Regions from separate parts of the Homo sapiens genome. Here region 2 is linked to region 1. The links are chromatin contacts, found by Hi-C or POLR2A ChIA-PET in ENCODE. All regions are on one chromosome and are shown on one strand. The core of a region is the stretch at or near the end of the contact, and the rest is flanking DNA. Distances in the headings are between cores, read along the strand shown. Region 1 has its middle 77 kb from the start of PLCL2UT. Region 2 holds the start of PLCL2 (phospholipase C like 2).

Region 1 (6,387 bases), core at 2,344-4,843:
TTACTCCATACTTGTTTGTTTGTGTAGTATGTATTAAGCACATCATATGTTTCTGTTTTGCATTCAGTCCTCACAACAACTCAAGAGGCTGGTACTATAATTATCCTCATCTAATAATGAGAAAACTGAGTCACAGGGATTAACTAATTTTTTGTTTATGTGCTTATTTCTGCTTCCAGACCATGAGCACGTGAAAGGCATGGTCTTTGTGGTTTTTTTTTTGTTTGTATCCAACACACTGACTGGCATTTCAGGAGTTTGTATCCAACACACTGACTGGCATTTCAGGAGTACTTGATACATATTACTTGAGTCAGGTTATTCAGAAGACTCAAAGTCACAATGGAACATGGAAAGAAGTGCATGGCTTTAACCAATGCCATTTTTAGAACTGCTCTTCAATAATTAATCAATTTGGTGGCAAACAGGGTTTCTACTAACATTTCTAGAAGTGGGCATCAAAGATTTGTCAAGAAAATGAAGTTATTTTAATTGTTAATTTTCAAAAACAGAGAGGACAATATTTTAAAACTTTATCCTATTCTGTTTTATTAATCTTGAAATGTTTTATTTTATCTCATTTGTGGATTTATCTTGTGGCCAACGCTCAAAGCATTGCTAAAAGTGGACGTTGCTCAGTCAGAATAGGCTAATATGTGATGCTGTAACAAGCAACCCTAATATCTCAGTGGTTTCAAAGAACAAAGATTGACTTACACTCACACTCATGTCTGCTTTGTGTTAGCTAGGAGCTCTGATCTGTGTCATCTTAATTCTGGGACCCGGGTAGATGGAGCATCCACTGTCAGGAACATTGGCGGTTGCCAAGGCAGAAGGCAAGAACATTATGGAGGAGATCATTCTGGCAGTGAATTTCTCAACCTGGAGATGACAGACATCATTTCTGATTACAACTCACTTCCTAGAACTAATCACATGGCACCACTACACCATAAGGAAGACTAGAAGTGCAATCCTGCTGTATGTCCTGAAGGAGAGGAGTCTGGACATTGATAAACAGTACTAACAATTAACATAAGCACTCATTTTCATCATTATTTAGCCTGACACTGATTGGATAGTCTCCAGCACCTCTTCCCTGCTCTCCAACTTCCTCACAGCAACCACTATAATATTTCTCAAATATGTTATGTCATAAAAAATAAACAAAACCCCTTGATATACCTTCATTGCTACCAGGGTAAAATCTGCCTTGTCCTTGACAAGGCCCCCATGACCTGGCCCCTGCTGACTGTACTGCCCTGCTCACGTGTCTGTTTATTGTATATGCTGTTCATCCCACTAGAATGAGGTACAAGTCTTCCTCTTCCCTTCTTCCCCCCTCTGCTTTGCAGAGTGTCAGGAGATTAATTTTCAGCCTTGCCTAATGAGACAGTGGGTTGGATTGGCAGATCTTACTACAACTTTGTCTATAAAAGATACACTTGAAATTTTCTTAAATTCTAGGAAGTATAGGCATTTTTTCTTTTCTCCTTTCCTTCCTTTTTTCCTTTCTACAAATATTTATTTGAGTATCTACAAGGCCTCCTGATGGGTCGTGGGAATATAAAGTTCATCCAGACATGGTCCCTGCCCTCATCCAGCTTATGGTTTGGTGGGGGAGACATATTAATCACACTGCATAAGTTTGAATTAGATTCAGATACAAGTTGAAATAAACTAAAATGAAGATGAGTTACACAAGATAGAAGGTTACTTCTCTGTCATGTCACTGTAGGTAGACCAGTGTTGATACTGTGTCCCACAGTGTTAGTGACTCAGGTTCCTTCTGTCTTGTTGTTCCTTATCCCCAGCATGTGGCTTCCACTTCATGGTCCAAGATAATGGCTTAGTCTCCAGCCATCATGTATTCCAGCCAGAGGAAGGAGAAAGGTATAATGAAAGGCATGTCCTGGAAAATGAACACACCACTTCCACTTACAAATCTTTGGCTGTAGTTTAGTCACACCTCCACACTTAGCTGTAATAGGGGCTTTTAAGTCATGTGCCCTGTTAAAAACTGGGGCTTCTGTTACCAAGAAAGAAGGTGAAAGCAGGCAGAGGGACCAGGCTTGGTCTAGAAGATTAGTTTTAAAGAGAAACTTAAAAAGAATTGAGATCTGAAAAATAGGTAGGCTTTAACCAGGGGAAGAGTGACCAGGAAGAATAAACATCATGTGCGAAGGACCTGTGGCAAGAGGGAGCCGGCCTGTTGGAAGGACTAGAAACAAACAAGCAAACAAAATTCCATAGTATCTGAAGTACAGAGGAGGAAGGAATGTGAAGCAATGTGAAGGAATGTAAACGTCCCCTATGCAGTCAGGGGACAATGTTGCACAGCCTTGGAGGGCTTATTAGGGATTGTGATCTTCACTCTAAAAACAATGGTATGTCATTAAAGGTCTTTAGGAGGATAGTATGATCAAATTTACATTGTAACTTGTAGGAAACAAATTAGAGAGGACAAGAGTGGATGTTTAAAGACCAGAGACCTCCAGATGAGAGATGAATGTAACTTGATCTAAGATAATGCTAGGAAAGAAAATAAAAATGAGAGGAATCAAGAACTATTTTTAGAAGGCAAACTCAACAAGACTTAGGCATGAATTAGTGTGGGAAGGTAGTGAGGAAGAGAAGGAGGAAGGGATAAGAATGGAGCAAGAAATAAGAAATGAATTTAAGAATATTCTTTCTTAAATATGAAAATGAAAATTGGCATTCAGGCAATGCAAGGGGATCTCAGGATACTTGTGCAACATAGCACACATAAAGTACTATAATTTAAAATCACTTGAGACATGATGTTCATATAGGTCAATTATAAGTTGTCTCTCTTAAGATTTATTTTAAGAAGTACATCTAGTCTTCATGATTTACATTAAAATTATTTATTTAAAATTATGTTGTTGCTGTTAAGATTTATTTGAAGAAGTACATCCAGTCTTCATGATTTGCATTAAAATCCAAATCCATTTTGCTTTTGGTTTAATATTTGCTATCAGTTTCACATTGTAGGAATTTAAAAAAAATCCACTCTATTCTAGAGGCAGTACTGACCCTCCAAAACGTGTAATGTGGTCTCTACAGATTTTGAAGTGATGAAATCTCCATTTCCTCTGCAGCCCTCTCAAGTTCCTCTTAAAGAGGAAGTGAAAGTTAACTCCCAGTTCTTCCTGGGCACAGGAGGACAGCTGACTGGAAAGAATATATATAAATGGATTATATTCAAGAGTGCCTTAGATAAAGGAAATACCAGTCATTCATCCTACAAAATTTATTTGGCACTATCCTGTGTCAGGCCCTAGGCATAACTGGAATGGTCAGACTAGACAAACTGAGGCTGTCAGAAGGCATCAGGAAGAAAAAAATCATGATGCAAACTATCTGCTTTCCTTTGTCTTGAGATTAACCAGTAGTTTCCATAACTCGGTGTGCATCTGATTTTTTTGTTACAATTACAAAAATAATTAACTTTAATTTTTACACTTAGATGCAATGCTAAGGGACTGTTTGGACCACAATTTAGTCTCTGCTTTGAGTATATTGAAAATAGCCCAAAGTAGCTGTCAAGGCATAAACAACTCAGGAGGAAAGCATCGCTGTGGTTTTACTGAACAGATGGTCTGATGACGTCAGTGTCTCCAAATTACCTGCAGCCAAAGCAGATGGAAAAATTAACATCGAAGCCCAAGCTTGATGGCAGACAGGGAGTCACAGAGAACTTCAGGGGAGAAAGTCACATGGGATGATTTCTTTGCTTTGTTTTCAAGCTCTACGAGGAATCTTTTTCTCTTCCCAAATTCCTTGAATAAAATCACAAGAATTATTACAGTTGGTCCCACAAACAACCACCACGAAGACAGGGCTGGAGGACATGGCATTCAGTAATGCCTCTGCCACTAAAAAATAATATTGATTCTAAAAAGAGATTATTAATTGTGTAAAAGCGTTGTGTAGCTGAAAAGAAACATCTCAGCGCTACAATTGAATATGACAGTTCTTGGAAAATCATCATAATGGCTGCATATTTAGCTCTGGACACATTGTATTTTGAGAGATTTACATTCCATTTTTCTCCAAAAGGCTGCATTACAATTAACATTTTCACCTAGGACTGACTGCCCAGCACTTTATCTCTGTCGATCTTATTTCCTTGTTTAGCGTTGTGTTTTCACCTTTTCCTGCATGCCAGTGTCTGGGTCTTTATTTCCATTATGCAAAGTTGTCAGCTGCATAAAGTGATGCATTCCAGCCTTAACTATAGATCAGCCAATCTGTGCTGGATTATCTTGAGCTCAAGATCTAAAATCTGAGTCAGAATCATAGAGCTTTCTGTTTACAAATGAAGAAGTAGGTATTCAAGTTTCCATACTTGTCTGTGAGCACAGAGTGGGGAAGTGGCTGAAGGCAGAACAAGAACACAGGGGTCCACTTTCTAAGGCCTCGTGGCCTTTATAGCTCTACAAACCCCAAGTGTCCCTAACTCTTCTCTCTCAAGGGATACAGACTCTGATATAACTGGATTCTATGCTCCAAACTCAAAGGGAATGCAGTAGAAGCTGAAAAACGAATTTTTTGATGTATTTTTCTAGAACACTATTGTCTAATTTTCATGGCAGCCTAGCATGGTGCAAGGTTGTCTTGGTTTAAGTTCCAGGAAAAAATACCCAGCAAGAAGAATCTGAGTACAAGAAATTTTGGGGAGAGATGGTCCCAGGAAGCAAAGGAGGGGAAGAGAGGAAGCAAGACAAGGAAGGGGAAAAATAAGCCTCAGAGTCATCCCAACCAAGAGGCAAGGGAGATGGGGTATGTATCCTCCAACTCTCATCTGTCATTATATGAGAGCTGTTTCCAGGGGCATTAACTTCCTCTGCTTCTGAGACTAATGGCCTGCCTCACTGGGGTGAGAGAAAGCCCTCAAGTGGAGCGTGGCAGATGCTTGCAACAGAAGGCAGTGGAAAGATGTGGGGTGTGGGCAGAGCATGGGCAGCAGTTGCTATAGTCAGATATCGGCTCACATCTGTATCCATTGACTTGCTGGATGGTCTCAGACAAGGTACTTTCCTTCTCTAATTCTAAATTTTTTCATCTGTAAAATGGGGAGAACAGTACGATCATGTAATATTACGAGCAGTAAATGGAATGATAATCCAGGTAAAGTGCTTAGCACAATGCTTAACACAGAGGAGGCCCTTGATATGGGGCATTATTATCATTGTTTGTTTTCTTGCCTGCGTTAAGTGCCTGGGGAAAAAATGAAATTTAGAATCACATCAGGTGCTACAGCAGATAGAGCCCTTAGGTCGACCTCCAGATTTCACAGCAGAGGAAGCTTGAGGATGAGGGAAGTGGCTGTCTGTCCCATGAAAAAAATCTTCTATTAGAGTGTGGCAGAGCCAGACCTGTACACTAGAGCATCTGGTTCTATGTGCAGTGCTCTTTCCAGCACCCTGAACTGACTCCTTTAGAATTATTTGTAGAATATAGATCTAGGAGGAAGAGTGAATGATCATTGTGTTCTGGATGGCAAAAATGTTTTCCTCACAACTTGCAGTGGCAGTCTGTGTGGCTGTGTTGAGAAAGATTCTGATGACATGGTACATGAGGTAAATGTGTGTGATTGGATTACCAATGTCTGCCATTGATCTGGGAGCGCACTGGCTGGGTATACACTGATCCTGTTGGGGTTGAAGTTATTAAGAAAGTTGACTGCTGGACTTGAATTTAGCACTAAGGGAACAAGATAACCATTTTGTTTGTTCATTTTATTGCAATGATAATGCTTATTGATCATAGAAAAATTTTAAAGATATAAACAAGTATGATGGTTAATACCAAGTGTCAACTTGATTGGATTGAAGGATGCAAAGTATTAATCCTGGGTGTGTCTGTGAGGTTGTTGCGAAAGGGGAGATTAACATTTGAGTCAGTGGGCTGGGGAAGGCAGACCCACCCTTAATCTGGATGGGCACCATCTAATCAGCTGCCAGCAAAAAACAGGCAGGAAAACATGAAAAGGTTAGACCGGCCTAGCCTCTCAGCCTACGTCTTTCTCCTGTGCTGGATGCTTCCTGCCCTCGAACATCAGACTCCAAGTTCTTCTTTTTTTGGAACTCGGACTGACTCTTCTTGCTCCTCAGCCTGCAGATGGCCTATTGTGGGACCTTGTGATCATATGAGTTAATACTTAATAAACTCCATATATATTCCATTAATTCTGTCCCTCTAGAGAACCCTGATTAATACAATGAGAAAATAAAAATTACCTCTAAGGTGTAGCAAAGAGGATAATTGATCTCTGGGACTGATTCAGAGTAAGGAAGAAGGCTGAAAAACAGAAATTAGTAATTGAAGACCTTTATAAGGAGCCATTGGCTCCTCCACATC
Region 2 (6,423 bases), core at 549-3,048, 83 kb after region 1:
GCTCCTTGGCAGTCTGTTACAACACCACGCTAATGAAAGCCAGGTCTTTAAGTTCACCCCGCCTCTGGACTATTAGTTTCTCCTTTGCGCCCTGCGGGGACTGCATTCCTGGAAATGAAAGCACACGAGTTGGGGAAGGGCTGGGGTGCCAGAGAGGGTAGGAAGCTGGAGCCCACGGAGCCTGGGATGGAGAGGTGGGTGGGCCCAGGCCTGGGGCGTGGGGTGGCGGTGGAAGGTCTGGGGTCTCACCCTTCGGAGTTTTGAGTCTTGTCTGGCTCCAGGGAGGGAGATCCAGGGGAGATATTTACGAACGGAAGCCACACGATCAGCTTGGACTTTTAGGCCAGTCACTCCGCCTTAAGTGGGTGCGTGAGAACCAGAAGAGGGACTGGCTGTAGCGCTGCAAGTGAGATCCTGTCCCAAAAGATGAGCCTGACTTAGGCTGGGCCCCGCAGGCCGGCAGGGCCAGCCGGCATCCCTGGTAGGGGAATCGGGAAGGTCTCAATGATAAATCTGTGTGTGGAGACTCAGAGGGCACGAAATAGGCTCTGCTGATGTCCTCTGCCCCTCATAGCCTGCCAGCCACCCCAGCCTTCACCCCTGCCTCAGCATCCTTCCAACTAGTTGAATCAATCAGGAGCCCAAGGGAAAGGAATTGGTCCCAGTGTATGAAATGAGTCTGACCTACTGGGGAAGTCAGAGAGGAGTGTCCCGAACTGGGTGGGAAGGAAACGAGTTCCGTGCGCGGGGCTGGGGCAGGAGTGAGGCGCAGCGGCCGAGATCCTGAGCCCCGGGACCCTTGTTCCGGGCCCCGAGGCCTACTTGGTAGTTGCCCCTCGGGGTTCCGGGTGGGTGACTGACAGTTGCAGCAGCTCTGGGGAGGCGAAGGATAGGCAATGACTTGGGGCTCCCGTCCACTCGGCTTTGAGGTCCCCGCGGCCCGATGACCCGGCCTCGGTGACAGCAGCCGCGACGGCGGCAATCTCGACAGGGAGCTAGGCGGCTCATGGTGGGTCAGGGGGCGACCGAGGAGGGACCACGCGGCCTGTAGGGGGCAGCGCCGAGCTCGGGAGGAGACAGCAGCCGGCGGGTGGGGTGGGTCTGGGCTGCCCCCTCCGGGAGCTGCCCCGGGGCCGCACGGCGATTGTCATACCCGGCCGCCCCTGCCCGCCGTGGGCTTCCTCTCGGCGCCGCGGGCCTTAACGGGGCTCTGAGGGGACGTGACAGAGCTCGGCACGCGGCAGCCTCTGGGGAGTTAGGGTCCGGAGAGACCCACGCGTCGCCCCCCGCCCGCCCGGGGCCGGGAGATCCTCGGGAGCCGCCTCCGCGTGTCCAGAGAGTGTCGGGGCGGCCGCCACTTCCCCTCGCCCTTCGCCGGAGGTGGGCGCCTTTTCCTGCGTGGCGGGTGCTCCGACCCCAGTTGCTCTGAGCCCCGGGGAAGCGCGCCCCGAGCCCCTGACGTGGGCGCCCCGTTACCTCGGGGTGGGTGCCTGGGGCCCCTGAGGTGGGCGCGGGTTGCCCCGGGGTGGGCGCCCGGCCCGCGCGGGTTATTTTTGGCGCCCGCAGAGGCGCGTGTGTTGGGGCGTGTTTTCCTTCCCCAGGTGCCGAGAGCCGGGGCTCCGCCGGCGCCGGAGCTGACTCGTCTCTCTCTTCTTTCCCCTGCAGGAATCTTCCGATAATTCTGCCGCCGCGACTTTAACCGTGCGCAAGGCGAGAGCTCGAAACAAACATCACATCTAAATTAAAAAAAAAAAAAAGCGGAAGAAGCGGCCGAGGCGGCGGCGGGAGGAGAGGAGGAGGGGCCGCGCGCGGCGGCCCGAGGCGGCGGCGGGGACGCGGGGACGCGAGGACGCGGCTTTGTGCAGGCGGGTCGCGGGGCGCCCATGGCGGAGTGCGGCCGGGGGGGCGCCGCCGGCGGGGCCCTGCCCACCTCCCCGGGCCCGGCCCTCGGCGCCAAGGGCGCCCTGAAAGCCGGAGTGGGGGAAGGCGGTGGCGGGGGAGGTCGCCTCGGCCACGGGCGGGCGCGCTATGACAGCGGCGGGGTTTCCAACGGAGACTGCAGCCTCGGCGTGTCCGGGGACGAAGCCCGGGCTAGCCCTACCAGGGGACCCCGCGGCGTTGCGCTCGCCCCGACCCCCAGCGCGGTCGTCTGTACCCTCCCCCGGGAGAGCAAGCCGGGCGGCCTGCCCCGCCGGAGCAGCATCATCAAGGTAGGTGGGAGAAGGGCGCTCATCGCCCACCCTCAGCCGTCCTTGGATTCTATTTTCTCCCTGGGGGAGTGGTGGTGGAAGGAGGAAGCCCACTGCTAACAGGAACCACTGGAGCATGGGTGCTTGGGGTGGTTGAGCGGGGATTGGATGCAAATGGCATGTGGAAAGAATGGAGAGGTGATCCCTAATGTGCAGGGGGAGCTGTGCTCAGACATCCTCAGTTGAACTTGGGGCTGTCACCTCTTCCAGGATTGGTCTGGCATTAGGGCCTTGTACCTGCCGGGGTAGGGCATACTCTTATGTGTAGCCTAGTCTGGTTAACAGACTCCCTGTAAGATTTCTATTGTATCTTAAACACAGATAGGGATTATGTGAAATGTGAGAACATTTTCTTAAAAATCCCAGGCGGCGAACAGAGGGTGAACAGAGATTATTTAATAGGGTTCTTCTGATCCGTATACAGTTAGTTGGCTCTTACAAATGTTTACACTTCGAGGGTGCAAAATCTCCTAATATCCGGTCACTCAGTCACAAAGAAAAATAGAGTAGATTTCTGAACATAAATGCAGATTTCCGCTTTCTTAGGCTCAAAAGCTCAGAGATTACAGTTCCACACGATTTAATCTTTTTCCTTGCTGCAGTAGGCAGGCCTCGAGTACTGTGGAAGTTCTTTTGGGCAGTTTGCTTGGTTTTGCTTGCACAGTGTTAGCGGAAGAAAGCCAGCGATTGTTTTGAGCATTTTAAACTCAAGAAGTAATATTAGGAACTCCCGAGTTTGTGTTAGTTTCATTCTAATGTTACATTTTGGTTCGCAATGTAAAAATATTTTTCATGACATGAAGTGCAAAAAAAAATAGTTGATGAGCTAAGAAGAGCAGAGCCTTAGGCAAGACCAGCTCATTCGGCTCGCTCAAGTTTGGAGCAAATGAAAACATTGCTTTCTGAAAATCAAGGAGTTATCAGGACAGGGAGCAGCAAAGCAAATTGACAGGCTGCACCCACCCTTCCTGTGGCTGATAACTGGTGGGAGGGCAGAACGTGCCACAGTAAAGAGAGTTGGCAGTGGTGGTATCTGAAATTTTATTGGACCTACAGAAATCTTCCAAGTACTGTGAAAATGTCTGATGGTGTTATCAACTTATGCAGTAATCTAGTGAAATATACCATCTTGCTACTCTATGTAAGAGGCAATTGTGAAACTGCATTTCCCTTTGTCATCTGTTTGCGCAGTTTATGTCTGGGCAAGGACACAATTTGAAGGGTTTGGAGATGAAGTGTATTAACTACCTGCAGCACACACGTAGAGATAAACTAAGGAAAGTAAAGTGTCTTTTTGCTGCATACATAGCTTTTAGTGACTTACGTTTTCTTTTACTCTGTAGCTTATGTTTCCATGGAAGTTGCTTTCAACTGTGCATGATAATCAATCCTATTGACAGAGTTAGGTGACATTTCTGTTTTTATTTGTCATAAAATATTTGTGGTGATTTTGCATTGTGGTGTTAATAAAATTTGAGGTGAAAATTCCAAAGAAGATACCAGCCTACCTAATTTTAACCCCTTTCTTTTAATTGTTTTGAATACTTGTTTTTGCATTAAAAAATCAAACTTTATTAGTGTCCATAGTGAGATTCATAGTGTAACTTACTGAATTACAAAAACATTTGTTTTAATTTTACATTACTGGGCGATAAGCAAGAAGGATGATTTGTTAGTATTTCTGATATATGGAATTGGGAACTTGTCAATAGATACCATTTCTTAATTGAAGGCTCTAGAAGCACATGGGGGAAATGATTAATGTTCAAAAATCACTGATTTTAGAAATGATATTGATACTTATGTTGAATTCTGAAACTTTTAAGGATATTTTGTCATTTTTCTTCTTTGTAAAGAAAGCATTTGGCTTCTTGTTCACCAGTGTAACCCTAGATATAAAGTGCCAGGAATGTAGTAGCAGCTCAATAAATTGCTTATTGAATGAATGGAGAAAGTACATGTTTTCTCTGAGTTCTGTTAATTTATAAAACAATTGGTTTTGGATTTACCAGTCCCATATTTTGTTCATTGTATTGTACCTCCAAAGAAGGCTTGACATACTCCTTTTTCTTGCCTCTGTTTTCACTTTGCATTTTCTTAAAACTTTCGAAAATTATGGAAGTAGTGTTGAAAGTTGATCAATACTGGGTTATAGGAAAGAGAGGATGCTATATTTAAATAGGTAACTACTTGGTATATTTCCCTTTGAATTGGTGCCTTGAAGCATCAAGATTTTTGGAATGTATTGTGGTATTTTCTAAAGATAACTTCCAGCATCAGGACAATATCCTAATAGAAAACAAAGTCTTTAACATCAAATTTCATAAAGCAACAAATACTGCACAGATAGTTTTGTCATGTGAATGGCAGAAATTATGTTTCACTTTTGTTTAAAAAAAAAAAGAATAAAAAGCTAAAGCAGAAGCCCATGTGAAAAAGCAATAGTGACATCTTTCCTTGGTTTCCTTATTTTTTTTAATATAAGGGATGAATGCAGTCAGGTGGTCTCTGAGTAGAGGCAGGAGTAGATTAGTAAGCAAGGTGATAATTGGGGACTTGAGGGAATAGCAGGGAGTGAATGCTACCTGGGGAACTGAGGCCGGTATTTATGGGGTTGTATTAGTTGAAATGCTGGGCTTCTGAACTGTGCCTCTCTCCTAGCTTTCATCTTCATTACAGTCTTGACAGCCCTCTTTGTTGGAGATCCTTAAATCAGAGGGAGAATAATGGCCTAAATGTGCTATAAGGTGGGCAAAGAAAGGGGGACTATTGCTAAAGTGCAGGGCATATGCAGAAATACACTGTAGGCTGACCCGAATCTTATTCCTCATTTAAAATAATTTATTTGGTACTCCATCTGTTTTGTAAATGTGGTGTTGAGTAAGAAATTGTTGTAAAACAATATTTTCTGCCAAAATAGATGCACAGATCTATACTAAAAGAACTCTTTGGTTATGTTAACAGTGTTGATTAAAATTCAGAGTGAGCAGCTTTGTAGAACCTTTTACAAATACCTTGAGATGATAAATAAATCATGGAAATCATCACCAGACTTTTCTACTTTTCCTTAGCTTATTGAAAATAACGGTCGACTTTTGAGATTATTTACAAAGGCTCATTACTGGATTTTAGAGAAGAAGCCGTTATGTTTGTCATCTTAAGTAATCTAGTAAATGAAAACATCACTTTCATTTTCTCTTTCCATAATTCATTTCATCACTCTATTCAATATAATCTATGCTTTATTTTGAAACAGTTAATTTGGTTAATTGTTCAGATGGCATCCCTTATTTGCAAATAGCTCAATCTTTTAATTCAAGAGCCTGGTCTAAAAATATGAAGTAGCATTTTAGGCCTTAGATTTCTGTTTAAGTTTAGAAAGAAATGAAGTTAAAATGTCTATTGCTGTGGATGATTTAGTCAGAACTAGTTAAATACTTTGGTTGATACTTTAAAAAATGAGGTATGATTTACATACAGTAAAATTCACACTGGTTTGTGTCGAGTTCTGTGAACTTTGACCAATACATTCAGTCATTTAATCACCACCATCATGAAGATATAGGGCACTAACATCACCTCAAAAAACTCCCAGGTCTCTGTGATCTTTCGCTCCCCTCATCCCCAGACAATGGCAATCTTCGGTTCTTTTTTAATCAGTAGGAAATTCGGCCATTACCTTATCTTGGTATTTAGAAGTAATAACGGTAGCCAACACTTATTAAACACTCACTGCATGCAAAACACGTGAAAAGTGCTTACCGTAATTCTCTGACTTGGTCCTGTGCTAACCACAGAGACAGGAGGAAATCAGAGTTCAGAGAGGTTAACCCTGTGCCCCAGGTGCTGGAGCTACTTGTATCCCGCTTGGGTATATGGCTGCACTCCATTGCTTCCCCACATTACAGTGGCAGTTTGAATTTTTTGTGGTTAAGGCAGCATCAGTGGTTTCAGACATTGGATTTGATTGCCCTCTTTAAATGTAGGAGATATTGGAAGAAGGAAAAGAATCTCTGTTTCTGCTGGTGGAAGAAGTTGGCAGATAACATAGCCAGGAGGCTTTTAGTCACCCGTTGTGGCTGCTTGACCAGGGCTTGCAGCTTCACAGGGACCAATGATCTGACCTTGCCCAAGGTGGCAGCCCTTATTTTTCTTAGTATCATTATTGCCATTG

Evidence for each region. A loop is a pair of places that touch in the nucleus more often than their neighbours do. ChIA-PET counts read pairs that join two places held with the same protein, here RNA polymerase II (POLR2A). Pooled maps may share reads with other maps.
Region 2: a map of CD14-positive monocyte shows a loop between it and region 1 (3-fold over the local background). The contact joins the promoter of PLCL2 here to the enhancer-like site in region 1. A Hi-C loop is called at or near these places in 2 of 168 maps with a recorded cell type or tissue (CD14-positive monocyte and naive thymus-derived CD4-positive, alpha-beta T cell), 1 of 37 single-sample maps with no recorded cell type and 8 of 50 pooled maps. POLR2A ChIA-PET finds 5 or more read pairs at or near these places in 4 of 52 experiments (BJ, GM12878, activated CD8-positive, alpha-beta T cell and 1 more).

The regions. Positions count from the first base shown.
Region 1 is chr3:16,798,283-16,804,669 of GRCh38, forward strand. No RefSeq gene overlaps it. Among named protein-coding and RNA genes, the nearest start is that of PLCL2UT, 77 kb to the left of the region's middle. Within about 2 kb of position 3,594, at least 2 of the 41 ENCODE cell types and tissues checked have a DNase peak (open chromatin) inside an H3K27ac peak, as active enhancers do; they include CD14-positive monocyte, where a contact is called at or near this core.
Region 2 is chr3:16,883,157-16,889,579 of GRCh38, forward strand. PLCL2 (phospholipase C like 2) reads left to right here and starts at 1,799. Exons shown (of 6, transcript NM_001144382.2): 1 at 1,799-2,210. The coding sequence starts at 1,884. It overlaps LOC105376972 (a long non-coding RNA gene), which reads right to left and starts at 1,186. Exons shown (of 3, transcript XR_002959616.2): 1 at 689-1,186; 2 at 250-414; 3 at 1-108. RefSeq lists enhancers at 1-651, 1,654-2,149, 2,150-2,649, 6,148-6,247 and silencers at 952-1,621, 1,832-2,161.